2 separate regions of the Homo sapiens genome follow, and region 2 is linked to region 1. Evidence: chromatin loops called from intact Hi-C (ENCODE). Cell type or tissue: psoas muscle. All regions are shown on one strand.

Region 1 (8,000 bases):
GCTTTTGGTACAAAGCAAGGTTGATATATTTTATTTCTCATCGTTCTTCTCTTTCTTCCTCACCGTTCCTCTCACCCTACCATTTTTCTTTCCCTTATTCTTCTCCATTTCTCCTGCATTTCCAACTGCCAGTAACATATAAATCCACTTAAAGCAATCATGGGTATTAGTTTCGCTGACGCCTTTTCTAACATGAGGATTTAGGCAGCAGAAAGTATAGATATCGAATGTGGGCTTGTGTTTCCTGGTTCTAAATTACACCAAATCAGAAAAGAATTGCATTTATAAAACTGAGGGGAAACTTTATTGTTTTCTTAACCGGTAAATTAAAATTGTGTATATTTATGGCATACAACGTCATGTTTTGATATATTGTATACACTGAAGAATGGCTAAATCAAGCGAACTTTAGGTTTTAGTAACCCCTGTGTCATCTTTAGTGTCAAATGCAAAAGAAAGAGCCATGAAAAGGGGAAGGGAAAAGATAACACCAAGAGGATTTTCTGCTGGGACATTAAAAGTAGCATGAAGAAAGAGTAAATTACATTTCACTTGACAGTGACAAACCCACTAAGAAGATGAGGTAAAGGCAAGAAAGAGCCATGGCAATGCCGAGTGAAGGTCTAGTAGAAGGGCAGGGTGCCCTTCATCTTTTTGGATGGTGCAGTCTGAGCCATTCCTGCAGAGAGCCATCCTCAAGAAAGCTGTCTGTGACTCAGTGACCCAGCCAGAAATGATGTGTGGGCAAAGCAAACAATTACAGTAAAGAAAATGACTACCCAGAATGTGGTAGTGACAGCAGCACTTACTGGCACCTGTAGTCAGAAAAACTTATTCATTCACCTTTTCAAGTGTTGTTTATGAGGCACCTACTCTACACAAATCATAGGCCCTAAATAGCCATTCTCTTCCAGATTCTTAAAACCTCATATTTTGAGTGTTCCTAAATGGTCTCCTTGTCTCCAGGCTTGCTCTCTGTTCTAGTCTGTCCTACACACAAGGGCCAGGAAATTCTCCCTCCTACACAAGAGTGGTTATAAGCACAGACTCTGGAATTAGACTTCCTGGATTCAAATCCTGGCTCCACAGTATATTAGCCCTATGATCTTAGGCAAGTTACCTAAGCTACCCAAGTTAACAAGTTACCATCTGAGCCCCAGTGTATCAGTCAGCTCAGTTTACGTGGAAGAAACAAAAGTCCCCCACATCTTCAAAGTTTAAAAATAAAGCTTTGTTTCTGGCTCATGTTTATGTCCTTCATGGGTCTGAGCCAATGCTTTGCAACCTCCTCATTCTACAACCAAAGTTAAAGTTGCAGCCCCTCTCTGGATCATGCAAGGCAGTGGCAGAGGGAAACAGTGCAGCTCCATTAAAGCTTTTGCTTGGAAATGTCACATCACACTTTCATTCACATTTCATTTGTGAAAACAAAGAGGCAGGACTGAGAGGGAGGGGCAGAAAGGATGCTGACAATATAATCAACTACATCCAGATTCCTCATCTGGAAATAACTTCCTTACACTTTCCTCCCTGATGCCATACAAACACCCCTATCAAATACAAGTGTTCAGTCCAACAAACCAAAATATAATTTGCGTTATTCTGCTCAATAACTAAGTTAAACATTTCATATATAAATTGGCTCAATGAATATAGAGTTATAGACCTATGAAGGCAAAATAATAGAGCTTTCTACAAAAAAGTTCTACTTGTAAAATTGAACTAAGACATCCAGCCCTCATTGTTACCCTGACATTAAACAAGTTACCTACAACACAGGAATGATGTGGAGAAAACACGACTTAAGAGCATTCATATTCTCAATGGATATATCCACACATCTTCACAAATCCTCACATTTCCAAATACCTTTATAGCCTATTATCTATTCCATAAAATACAGCAAAGTAGGATGTCATCAAAGCAACTCCATTTGTAAAGATGATGAATAAAAAAGAGCAGTGCCACATAGAAGAATGACAGTCAGCCAGGACATGAATCTGGCTAGACTAACTATCATAACGCACAACCCTAAATCTCAGTGATTTAATGCAATAAATTTTTATTTATTGATCTCATCCTAATTCAGTGTGCGTTAGTAGTGGCAGGAGGGTGGGGCTAGAAGTTCTGCTCCACATACTCTTTCAGGAGCTCAGCCTTCTTCTATCTTGCCATCCCACCCTCCTCTATGTCCTTGGAGTCCTCTCCTTACAGGTGTGAGATAGGGAAAGAAAGTAGAGGACTGCATTTAGGAGAGTTTTATCACCTAAGCCTGGAAAAGCTATATATCACTTTCATCATATTTATTGACCACAACTCAGATACAAGCCTGTAACTGACTACAAAGAAGGCTGGGAAATATAGTCTAGTTACGTGTCAAAAGGAAAGCAGTTTGGGAAACAACTAGTCAATCTGTACCACAGTGACATAGTCTCACTTTCTAGCTAGGTGACTTGATCCACTACACAGCTTAAGGCCAGGGATTCAAATATGTGAATTTACAACATCACAAATTACAACATATTCTGTACATTTGGCCTTATGTGCCATGTACCTTTGGGAATGACAAACATCTGTTTGTTTGTTTTGCTATTATAAAGTATTGGTTCTGATACGAATTGCTAAATCATTCTGTGAAAACCGGAGTCTGATCTCTGGAATGTGCTACTTAGGCTGATCACTGAATTAGGCTAATAGGTAAAAGAGAATAGCCATTCAAATGCTAAACACACATGGCATAACACACAGACACAAAGCGCCATTATTCTGTGTTTTGTGCAAACACACAAACTCCTCCCACCAAGGTTGACATAATGAAGAAAAAAAGAAGAGAAAGGATATGTACACAAGGAATTGAACCAAATCAAATGTTTTTGGATATGCTTGACTACCTGCCTTGATAAGGAATAAAATGAATTCACAAGATTTGCCTGCCCTCATAGTCAATAATTGTTAGAAAATTGCCAGGCCCAAGATGGATGACATCATGCAGGGCAAATGAAGATCATTTCTTTCTACATTGATTGGTGCTTGGGTTTTGTTTATACTTCAGCTGCCTGGGCCTTGTTGTAAGTAACCAGATATTGTAGGTTTAAAACAAGCTTTCCATTTGCATCACCGGGCAATGAGTGCAGCCAACAGGAAGCCCAGTGATTCAGATAACTAGTTTTAATTGAAATCAATACCAATGCAAGCAAAGCTGACTGGAATGGGAGCACTATGCTCTGATGGAATCATTTCATGGTCTCTGCCAATGACAATCATTATCAGGAATGAACTGTAACTTCTACAGTGACTCATAACACTTTCCAGGAGGAAAAATAAAAGAGTTTCTGGACCAGTAAAAGTTTTCAATTAGGAAAAAAAAAAATTACCTCTTTAGGTCTCTGTTACATTTCAGTTATAGACTCCTGTTCAATTCCAATTTGAGATTCCATTAAATGAAAAATGGCAATTAGCTATAGTACTTCCTCTTCTGCCAACCCTTCTCCAACCTTTCCCTTCCACTCTAATCACAGATTAGGTCTGGTGAAGAAAGAGAATAATTTTTATAATTAACATGTATCAGACATGTTCCAGGTGGAGAATTATGTTCTAGTCCAGCAGTCAGCAAAACCAGCAAACTCTGTCTACAAAAGGGCCAAATAGTAAATATTTTAGGCTTTGTGGGCCATACAGTCTTGACTGTGACTACTCAGTTCTGCTGATGTAACCAAATGCAGACATAGACAATACATTATGAATGGGCATCTCTGTGTCCTAATAAAACTTTATTTACAAAACAAACAGCAGGCAGGATTTGGCTTGTAAAACCCTGTTCTTGGCTTTACAGGTGTTATCATTTAATCTTCACTGAGGAGTGTATTCTTATTCTGATTTTTCATATGAGGTGAATTGATAACCCCAAGACTTCTCTTCTAGTAATGAGTGAAGCCATGTCTATCATCAAAGACATGTCTCACACCAAAGCAGACTATAGTTTACCCATTTTGCCACTCTACTGCCTGGCTGAAGAAGGAGCAAGGAAGCCTGGGAAACAGCAAAAGCTTCAGTGCTGAGCCTGATTATTTACAAATACAACTACCAGTTTAAAGAGTGTCTAACTCTTCCCTCTTGGTGATCCAGTGTTGACTTGACCAAATTTTTCATGATGCAAACTATGTACAGAGTCAGCTGCCACCTAAAAAAGCATTGGGAGCATGTAAACTCCTAAAATACGCTTGCTTTCCATGACCCCTGGAGCTTCTAATCCACATAAGAGATCAAAAATTGTGCCATGTTTGAAGAGTGCTTAAGAATTAATTTAGTATTTCACAAATACTATGCTTATAATATCCCTGTGTTTAATGCCCACCACAAGGACAGGGAATGAATGTGTCTATATTCCTGAAGAGCCTTGCACTGCACCTAACACGTAAGAAATTCTCCAAAAATATTTGTGCCATGCCTTCATGGAATATCAGTGTAACCAAAGTGAGATACTATCTTTGTTCTTCACAAGCTGACACGCTACCAGAAAAGAAAATGTATAATATACAAATATTGTAGTCTGCCCTTCATGATTGCTTATAATCATCAAAAGATAACTAAAAGTGCTATAGTTGTTCAGACGAGAAAAGAGAGTTTAATTACAGGCACATCTGCATAGAAGATGCAGCATCAAAACTGGCTCTTAGAACATGAGTAGGATTAGGTAGACGGAGATGTTGGAGGAAGGGCATCTCAGGCAAAGGAGACATGATAAGCAAATACAGGGATATGGGAAAAGATGGGGCATCTTCATAGAACAGACACTGCTTGGTTTGATTGAGCATTGGGCAAGAGAGTAGGGGTAATGAAAGGCAAGGCTAGAAAAGGAGTTTGGAGAAAGCACGTCTTAAATTATCGTAGAAAGATTGTGAGATAAAAACTAATGAAAGAAAATGTATTTTCAAACAAAATATTTCAAAGTTTTCCATTTTCTCCAAAATGCAGAATTATTTTTCTAATATATAAGAAAGATGGCAGGAAAAAAAGATCCTGAATTGTAATACAGCAGAAATATTATAGTCATAAGGTAGAGGAGATTATATCATACACAATCATCTATAAAGTTATTAAATTTGTTATTTTTTAGTTGTGTGGATTTATATCTATTCTAACTTCATATCATGTCTCAGGAAGTATCATCACCTCATAAGGTAAAAACCAACCTAATTTTTCTCACCGTTGTCTTCCTAGAGCCTAGCAAAGTGTCTGATATATGGAAGATACTCAGTAAATGTATAAAGAAGAAATGAGTGAAGTAGTACTGTTCTTCATGTTCATTAAAATGACCATCTTATCTGCTTATTTCTTGGTTTGGGTAAGTATATGTCAGCTATTTGAAAGCCAACTAGGAAAATGACAAGTTAATTTTTATTAAAAGACACAATGATATAATAAACATTAGTTAGATTAAGATTCTTACCCTGATTTTCGAGTTGATTCATAAAAGAATCAAATAAACCTGGGTTTTTATTTTAAAATCAGAACCATTAGAATTTAGCCATATTTGAGAGGTCCATATAGTTATTTCTGATGGTTACAAATAACTTAATACCAAAGGAATCATATACTTAAATCAAAATAATAATGATCTGCCTCCTAATTATTCTTCCCCTTCACCACCATCCCCTATTGTTGTCTGACCTACTCTGCTCCAGGGTTATCTCTCTGAAGTTCAAGTATGATCATGTTTTAGCATTTTGAAAGCCCAGATTAATGGTTCATTTAAAATTTAAATATTCGCAAAAGCTTATTAGTAATATCCTAGTAAGCATAATACAGCAATATATAAGGTAAATTTTGGCCTGCAGTTGGGAGGTTTTCATGAGAATTCCTATGTTTGTCTGGATTAGTCTTTGGGGTCTGGCTGGAGGGAAAGCATTCCCTGCATTTCCTGATCACTGAAGCTAAAGCAGGATTTCCTTGCCAAGTAGGCAAAGTGCAATCTTTAGAGACACCCTTGCCTCAGAGTAAGATGATGAAACCCCCAGATGGTGGTTTGCTATTTTCATATGGCATAGAAAAGTGTACAGTGTTAATAGATAATGAAATTGAAGCATGAGAATGGTCCAGAGTGGTGCAACTTCTGCAATAAATGCAGTGTTTCCATTTTTTTCTTTTTTCTTTTTGTCATTAGCTACTACTGTTTACTTAAGAAAACATTTATGGTTGATAGTGATTATGGTGGTGATGGAATTCATCCCATTGCAATGCAAACATTCAGCTAGCTCCTGAGGTTATTATACTGGCTCTGTTTGAGCAGCGTGGCTTCCAAAGTGGAGGTGGAAATTAAGTGGCATTTACATAGCAGAGCTGTACGGATAATTAGTAATTCAACACACAGCCATTCAGGACAAGGCCAACATGAGGAGTCATATAAGCATCATATGATAACCATTTAATGGGCTGTGTGAAATGAGTGGGTGGTCTAGGCTCAGCTCCGACCAGGTACTGGTTCCCACACTTCCAGGCTCAGGAAAAGGTCTAGAGTTCAAATGCATGCAAAGAGTCATCCATACAACTCTTGCTGGGTAGAGTTAGCTATGAAAGCTCCCATTAGGCCTGAGGCCAGAGCTCCTTCTGGATAAATAAAGTCATTCAATGAAGCTGCAAATGTGTGACATTTTAAGTGCACTGACCTAATTAAATTATACCAGTTAGTAAAACTTTTCAACTTGAATAGATTTTCCATTCCTTTGCCATAATATTGTGAAAGGGACTGGGCAGAGACATGCTAAACCTGGGGAAAATTTGGTGTTTGGATACAGGAAGAGCAGAAAGGCCTCATGTTGAAGCCTTAATAACAGGAAAAATAAAAAGTGGCCTTCCACTCATGAGAAATGCTTCAAGTGGCCTCACACCATGGGAAAGCGCCAGTCTACTGGGTGGAGCTCAGACATCTCTAGTTATGAAATTTTCATCTCTCCCTCATCCCCACTGGATTTGTGAGAGTGTCCATCTTCAGTAGTACCAACCCTTTCTGTGAATACAGATCACTCTTCCAAGTTCAGGGCAAACAAGCAGAGAAGAGCAAAAAAAATATGTCATATTATGCTAAGATTTGCTAATAGCATATTTTAACACTAATGAATTGTAGATGTTCAATTCAACAGACAGTTGTCACAGGTGTATTGTGTTCTGTTCTGGAGACCACTAACCTTACATCCCAGGCCCCATCTAAAGAGAGTAAAAGCATAGGTCAACACGTAGATATACTTTAAAACCTTTAGGGCAGGGGTCAGCAAAGTTTTCTTATAAAAGGCCAAATAGTAAAAACTGCTGCCTTCGTAGGTCATGTTAGTTTCTACTCACAACTACTCAATTCTGACACTGTCGTGCAGAAACAGCCATGGATAATACATCAATGAAGGAGTGTGGCTATCTTCCCAACAAACTTTATTTTAAAAGCAGGCAGCAGGCCTACAGGCTGTAATTTGCTGACTCCTGTCCTAGAACATATAAAGTCACCCAAAGTGCAAAGTAAGAGAAAACAGAAGGAAAAGCCAGGGTTTACTGACTATTTTCTTCAAACTATGATCTGATTTCTCTCAGTCATGGCTATGGTGACATGAATTAATCCCCTAGCCAGATGCAGAAGTAACTTCGCTGTCCATGTATTTTATTAATTCATGATTTATGCTTCATCTACTTTCAGCGAAGTAGCTGTCACTGAGAATACACTTGTAAAGGCTTGCCTACTTGGTGTGATGGAAGAGACTTCCCCAACCAAGGCAATTCTAAATAGAATTATAAGTTACCAATTATAAATTATTTGAAAAGACAAGTTGTCTTCCTCTACTCTTAGTTAAGATGGGCTATACCAAGTTTGAGCAAACAAAACTAGCAAGGAAAGAGGGCTCCTTACGAAATGTCCAAAGCAGATCACAGACCAGTAGAAAAGAACTTTGGGGGATGGAGTATGAGCTAAATTTGGAGTTGGTGTCAAATCGTAGCATTATTGATCATTAAAAGAG
Region 2 (8,000 bases), 110 kb after region 1:
GTTTTGGGGAAAATATTTTAAATATCGTAATACTTAAAACACTCCAGAAAGCTCTATGCCAGATGTTAACACATTGGAAACTATCAATGCATTAACTTGTGTTTCCAGTTTGACTTGCTTTTTATGGGCCTCACATTAAAGGCTTCTTCTGCAAGAGTATCCTGAGATTACATAGTAACCTGTTAAAGACTTCCCATTTGCAACTAGTTTTCTGAGTAAATTAGGATCTTTTTTGATAGTGTGTAAATACAAAAGAAATACTAAACTAAATTAGATGCTAAGGATTATGTGAAATCACAAGTGTCATAGTAAGCTCTCATTCCAAGTTTTTGTATTAATCAAAACAACCTTAGTTTCATTTATTGACTATATACTGAGGAAATTTATTCAATTTGAACTTATAAGGTTATTTTATGAATAAAATATCGTTTCTATGTAGTAAAATTCCATTTACATTTTTATTTAAGAGGAATTACTTCTGCAAAAAAAAACGCTAGAAATAACTTGAAATGTACATTCCGAAACAAATAGTATATGATTCTCCACACAAAACTTAGCTTGATAACAAAAGCATAAAACAGTTACCTTGTTTCCTGAGATTTTATAAAATCACACACTACACACACCATATATAAGGCAACTACCAGAATCTGCTTACTAGTTAAAAATACTTGCTCTTCCCACTTGGTTTTGCACAACACCTGCAATTTAATCAGGATGTTTTTGGGTGTGCCTGTACTTCCCTGTCAACATTTCAGTTTTGGGCAAACGCCAACCTGTAAGAGATTTTCATCTGGAGACTGTTTCCCTTCTTGCAACATCAGTTGTACTGTTGCCAAAAACATCACCCTACTAAGGGAACATCCCCTTTTATTCACTCCCATCCATTTCTGGACTCAAATAATAAACACTTAGTCCTGCATCTGAATGAAGCTTTTTTTTTTTGCCTTTTCTTCACCTAAAACAATTCTCACTAACCTCAGGGGGTCAATCTTTTTCAACATGTTCTTAATACCCCAAGTACTAAGCTACTCTGTTTTTTGTTTGTTTTTTGTCTTTTTGCTTTTGTTTCATTTTTTTTGTCAAAAAGGCTCATAATATTTGGGGCTGCAAACTATTCATCATCCTGAGAGAATTCAGCTCTCTAATTCTGCACAGGAGTAGAACAGGCATTTCTGTTTCTACCCATTGTGGTATTTTAAAATATTAACCTCAAAAGATGCTCCATATCATACGTTATCAAGGAAATTCAAACTGAAACAATGAGATACCACTACACACCTTTGAGAATGAACAAAACCCAGAACTAACAACATCAAACGCTGACTAGGATGTGAAGCACAAGGACCCATTTATTGCTGGTAGGAATGCAAAATAGTACAGCTACTATGGAAGACAATTTGGCAGCTTTTTAAAAACTGAACACTCTTAACATATGATCCAGCAATCCTGCTCCTTGGTATTTACCAAAGAAATGGAAAACTTAGGTCCACACAAAAACCTGCACACAGATGTTTATAACAGCCTAATTCATAATTGCTAAAATTTGGAAGCAACTGAGATGTCCATCAGCAGATGAATGTATAAATAAACTGAGGCACATCCAGAAAATGGACTATTACTCAGTGCTAAAGAGAAATGAGCTATCAAGCCTTGAAAAGACATGGAGAAAGCTTAAATGCTTGTATACTAAGTGAAAGAAGCCAAACTGAAAAGTTACATACTATATGACTCCAACTATAGGATATTCTGCAAAAGGCAAAAATATAGAAACAGTAAGATGATCAATGGTTGCCAGGGGTTAGAAGGGAGGGAAGGAGGAATAGCCAGAGCACAGGGGGTTTTCATGACAATGAAAATACTCTGTATGATACTATATGGTGAATTCATGTCATTATACATTTGTCCAGACTCGTAGAATATACATCACCATGAGTGAACCCTAATGCAAATTATGGATTTGAGGTGATTATATTGTGTCAGTGCAGGCTTATCAACTGTAACAAATGTAACATCCTGATAGGAGATTTTAATAGTGGTGGAGGCTATGCATGTGTAGGGGTGGGGAGTATACAGGAAATCTCTATACCTTCCTCTCAATTTTGCTGTGAATCTAAAATTACTCTAAAAAATAGTCTTTTAAAAAATGCTAATCTCCTCAGTACCTATATACCAACACAGAGCTTTGTCCTTTTTTACAAGGTAGACACCCTTTGTTAAGCGTGATCAAACCTGTGAGCCAATTTCCTAGAAAAAATGTAATGCTAGGGGAGACTGTTCTGATTACCAAACAATGACTCAGTGTGTTAAAAGGGCAAACCTAAACTGAAAAAATCCTGTTGAAGACAGGCATGGTTTCCTGAGAAAGAAGATTATGAACAAGTAAGCTATATTTATCTAGATCTGGGTCTGCATTCTGTTAGAAATACTTTTGTTTTTCATCACTATTGCATTTTTAATATTCCAGCAAACTGTGATTGCTTAAATTGCTCAAAGATGTTAAATATTTATACTTTTGTGGAAGTCTTAAGATCAAGAAGAAAATGCACCTAATAGAAACAATCTGCTGGAGTGGTCAATAGGCCTGTTTAGACTGTGGCGGATGACATTATTCAAGCTGGCGAGTTATTTAGACTTGGATATTTTAAAGAGTAGAAATACTAAATAGCTAAATTCTATCACACTCAATAATTATTTGTATAATATTGAAGATATGATATTAGAATATTTTCTTTCAAAAAACTATGCTGAGTCTGTTCTGCTATGTGCCAGTTCATTGCATATGTACAGTAAAAAATTAGAAGTTTACCTTCAAATATCTAAAAAAAAAGTAATAATAAATTAGATAATTCCTAAGACTAAAGAACAAAACGAAAACTTTTATTTTCACTGTGGCCTTCAATATACTTCCCCATACATATAAACTTTTCTTCCTAGCTCATTACACACAAGCCACTCTGAGCTTCTTTCAGTTCCTAAACATACCTAATTTCATGCTTGCTTAAAGACTTTCTACCTGCCATTCCTTTTTCTGGAATATTCTTCCCCAATTTTTCACAAGATTTAACCACAAGAGCAGGGAATTTTAAAAGCAGGGACTTGGGAGTACGAATACCAGGACACTGTGAATTAATATATGTAAATGACTGAAATATAATTAAGTGCTTAATAGTTATAGGTCATTATTGTGTTGCTTGTCATCATTAGCCTTCTATTCTCAGCTCTGATGTTACCTCCCCGTAGAAAGAAGCCCCCTCTGAACATTGAAAGTAGAGATTCTCCTGCCATCCTTCCTTCTCCAACCTGGTCACTCTCTGTCACATCACCTTTTCCATTTCCTCCCTGCAAATGAGGATTGCCTAATGAATAGCATTTTATAGAAAGGCTAAACTCTGGAAACACTTGCCATATTTTTAATAGTCAAATTCTTTCTCTAGTTTCTGTAGGTAAAGAATTTGTTAAACTTGTCCCAATGAAAGTGACAAAAAGTCAGCACTTATTTTTAGATAAGTAGAACAACCATCTAAATGGCATTACAGACTGGGCATGGTGGCTCATGTCTGTAATCCCAGCACTTTAAGAGGCCAAGGCGGGCAGATTGCTTGAGCCCAGGAGTTCGAGATCAGCCTGGGCAATATAGTGAAATCCCATCTCTATAAAAAATAAAAATAAAAAATTAGCTGGGCATGGTGGTGTGCACCTATAGTCCCACCTACCTTGGTCGTACCACTGCACTCCAGCCTGGGTGACAGAGTGAGACCCTGTCTCAAAAAAAATTAAATTAAATTAAATTATATTACAGCATAGTGGTTTGTTGTTTGTGGCAAAAGAAGCCAGAACAAAGAAATCAGTGACTATATATAACATGCTTTCTTTCTTTGGGCAAGTCAGGCAGTAATATATTTTGGAGACAGTGTCTAGGAAGGTAACAGGAAGACTCTTCACATTTTAAAATCTAAGACAACCACACTGAGTTATTTATATTAAATTTGGGTGGGAAGTATGGCAGAGAAGAGAAGAATCTTGGGCATGATTTTCCAGCATCCTCTCAGAGACCCTAATTATTCTCTATCTCTTCTTGAAAATTAAAAATTTTTACTTTATGAAAATCATTACCCAAAAATATGATATTGCCTGAAAACATAAATACATTTCACAAAATGTTACATAAACTCTTGCACACTGGATGTAGTAAATCATTAAATATAGTGTTTATCCCCTAACTTTTGAAAAAGTTAACTTGGAGACAAATCAAGAAGGCAAATCAGTGTCCTTTGGTGCCCATTCGAAAAAGTCCTGGGGTAGAATTGATGGTTGACCTGACCACCCTGTTTCCAACATGAACATGCTGATATTCCGATATTTATTCTTCCCATCCCTTTCTCAGGTCATTATTTCACCCCTCCCCATCTTCAGATGAAAAGAGAAAGAAAGAGAACACTGCCATGGTAAGGTAGATTTAGGTTGGGTCTTCTTCCCACACTTTAGTCTTCTACCTGAGATCATCCTGTTAGAGTTTAGTGTACTTAACAAGTCCAGATGTCTCTGACAGTGATCTCTTCACCAAACACTTTTTTAGTACTTCTCACTATAACAACTCCACTCATCACAGGCAACCCAACCTTCTTATTTCACAATCGTTTGTTTTACAAACAAGAATCCTAAAGCCAAGAGAAAGTGAACAACTTATCAGGTTTATTCCAAATCAGCATAGAAGATGATATGGGAACTCATTTCCAACAAATTTCTTGACTCATGGATGAAATGGGAGACAAGTTGCTTCATTTCATGTTTTGAAATAACTAAGTATTTCTTCTCAAGTTTGTTCTTATAAGGGCCCCTAGGATAAAGAGCAGCCTGATTCTTGCATAACCACTTGGAGTGGGAGAAAGGGAAAGTCATGTCCTGTGAGGGTGACTGGGAGGCAATGGGGAGGGTGAAGGATGGGTGGAGTGGACAGGAGCCTAGCCACGGAAGGACACTTCATGGTTGTGAAGAAACAGTGGGTCCTAGGGCCAACTGATCTGACTCAGCCCCAGGAATTATTATTATCATCAACTTTGTCTTTGCAAAATAAATGTTGCCACCGCCAATGAATGTGCAAGCACTTGTTAGATCAGTGGAATAGGTCTTTATATACATATATAAAAACATACACACTTGCATACGATTTATTCAACACTCTCCATGTATAATACCCTATGCTAGGAACTTTGAATGCATTATCTCATTTAATACTTACAACGATTCTGGAATGAAAGCATCACTATCTTCATTTTAGGTCTGATGCAAATAAGGATGGTAAAAATTAAGTAACTTACCCAAGATCGCATAGTTACTACATGGACAAGCCAAGCTACTAACCTAGATCTCCCTGATTGTACAACCTTAAACACAGATAGCTAAACTTCTCACAGGGAAAAAAAAAAATATCTATTTCCATAGAGAAAAATTGTGCCTGTGCACACATCTGATTTTGTCACTGCATGAATGCTTCTTTAGAGCATAGATTTTATTTATCTATTTTCGTATCTATATCTCCAAAGCAGCCTACTTCAAATCTAGGCATACAGATTCAATAAACATGTGTTTTATTTCTACATAAATGCTCACATAAAGAGCTAATTGTGATTAATAATAGCAATGGGAGTTGATAGATAAATGGCAGCAATGAGACCTCTACCCTCACCATCACTAAAATGTTTTCAAAGAATCATGGGCAGAAGAAAGTAGGAGGTGCTTCAGCAGCAGTCTGAGATGAAGGTGCAGTTGGAGAAGGATCCCATCATAAAGCTGCAGAGTCAACACCCCCATCCTTCTTTTCTTATTACCATTAACCATAGGACACGGAAGGTAGTGGGTGTGGGTTGTACTATTACTGACATCATTTTAGAGAGCTTTTTAGGGGCTCTGATGTTACAACACTTTTCATAAGTGACATAAAACTACATTGTGTGGACGAGCACGGTGACTCACACCTATAATCCCAGCACTTTGGGAGGCCATGGTGGGATGATAGCTTGAGCTCAGGAGGTTGAGGCTGCAGTGAGCCATGTCCATGCCAGTGCACTCCAGCCTAGGCAACAAAGCAAGACCCTGTCTCAAAAAAATAAAACAAATAAACAAAAAAAAATATTGCCACATTGTGTATATATTTTTGTCAATCATCATTATTTCCATTATGTTCTTCAAAATGTAACTGGCACATCTAATTCATTAGAGAGACAATTGATTCAGAGACTTAAAAACAAATATATTTAATTCCCTTGATCTGTCTTGATTAAATATCCACCATAAATTATTCTATGGTTATTTATAGGCTGTGCTCTCAAGGACAATTCAGAAATTAAATTATAGACATGATCTATTTTATTCTCTGTGAACAGCATATGGAGAAGAAATGACTTCCAATAACATGTCCTTTTAAAACTTTCTACCAAAATGATAATATTTTCAATTATTACACAGTCAAAAATTAATTGCAGTGTGCTGAACTCTACTAATATTTTCTATCTACCAAAAAACATTATCTGCGTACCAAACTCTACTAAGTGATTTTGAGAATTCAAAGAAATATATATAAAAAAAAGGCCTTGCCAGTGCACTTAAAATCTAGGTGGTGAGAGAAGAAGCAGCACAGATCAAGATAAGCAGGATAAAAACAGCATGTGTAAACTTCAGATGAGTAATAAGTATTACAGAAGAGGAGAAGAAAGAGCCAACTGACGTCTGCCTCAGGTGGTCAGAGAAGTTTTCATAAGAAGACAAGACATGATCTAGAACTTGAAGGATTGGTTAACAGAAAAAAAATGTAATTATGTATTAGCTGCTGTTGATAATTACACTATGCTGTGTTTCTTGCCTGAGTCTTCATACTTTTTCCAAATCCTTTCCCCTCAGCTGCCCTCTGGAAACTGGAAGTCATCTAAGACACCTTCCTCTGCCACACTTCCCTACATCAATTTGGTCAACACATCCTGACGATTTCCCTCACAAATGAATCTTAAATACAACTGCTTTCCTCCATTTCCACTGCCAACATCCTAGCCTCCTACTTGTTCTCACAAGGGTACTTCTGGCTCTCTACGAACTCTTCTTCTCGTAGCCTATGCAATCTTTTTTTAAACACAAATAGAATTATTTCTGTGATGAGATCATTCAATGATTCCTCATAACCCTTAGAATAACACAGAACACCATTAATATGCTCCCAAAGGCTGTGTGTGTTTCTGGTCATCACTGGCTTCTGCAGCCTCATATTCAGCCATTCTCTTCTAACAAACACCTACTATCTAGACTTTAGAGCCGTCCAACTCACCACCAAGTGTTCCCTGCCCCTAATGTTCCAGAATGTTATTCCCCTCAATATTCACTTTGAAAAGTTCTATTTAGTCATCATACCTCAGCTTAAAAATCCATTCATAAGAAAAGTTTTCTCATATCCTAATTTAAATTACCAACATGCCTCCATCCCCATTCCTGATAATATATCTCTCTCAAAATGCCCCCTTCTTTCCAATTTTATATTTAGAGTTTTACTTAAAGACAATTTCCCCATTAGTCTCTAGGCTCAATTTAGCATGAATCCCAGCACTTTGGGAGGCCATGATGGGTGGATCACTTGAGGTCAGGAGTTTGAGACCAGACTGGCCAACATGATGAAACCCCATCTCTACTAAAAAAAAATACAAAAATTAGCCAAGTGTGGTGGCACATGCCTGTAATCCCAACTTGGAGGTTGAGGGAGGAGAGTAGCTTGAACCCAGGAGGCAGAGGTTGCAGTAAGCCAAGATTGCACCACTGCACTCCAGCCTGGGCGACAGAGTAACAGTCCGTCTCCAAAAAATAAAAAAAATAAAAAAACTGTTAATTCAGTTAGGGTTAGGGTGCTAATAATACCATGATTAGAGATATATACAGAAGTGCTTATTGTTGAAATGATATGATGTCCAAATTTACCTTTAAAATGCATCAAAGATAAAAGAGGGACAGATGGATAA

The links. A loop is a pair of places that touch in the nucleus more often than their neighbours do. Peaks named below come from ENCODE experiments on the same cell type or tissue, not always from the same donor. Only the 100,000 strongest peaks of a DNase experiment are listed, where the experiment ranks them.
Region 2: a loop joins it to region 1, with 1.9 times the contacts of the local background. A loop is called at or near these places in 4 of 110 quality-filtered maps.

Annotation. Positions count from the first base shown.
Region 1 is chr12:89,070,092-89,078,091 of GRCh38, forward strand. No RefSeq gene overlaps it. Among named protein-coding and RNA genes, the nearest start is that of LINC02458, 54 kb to the left of the region's middle. In psoas muscle, no CTCF peak of the experiment used is centred here; no DNase peak of the experiment used is centred here.
Region 2 is chr12:89,179,417-89,187,416 of GRCh38, forward strand. No RefSeq gene overlaps it. Among named protein-coding and RNA genes, the nearest start is that of LINC02458, 160 kb to the left of the region's middle. In psoas muscle, no CTCF peak of the experiment used is centred here; a DNase peak (open chromatin) is centred at 4,945.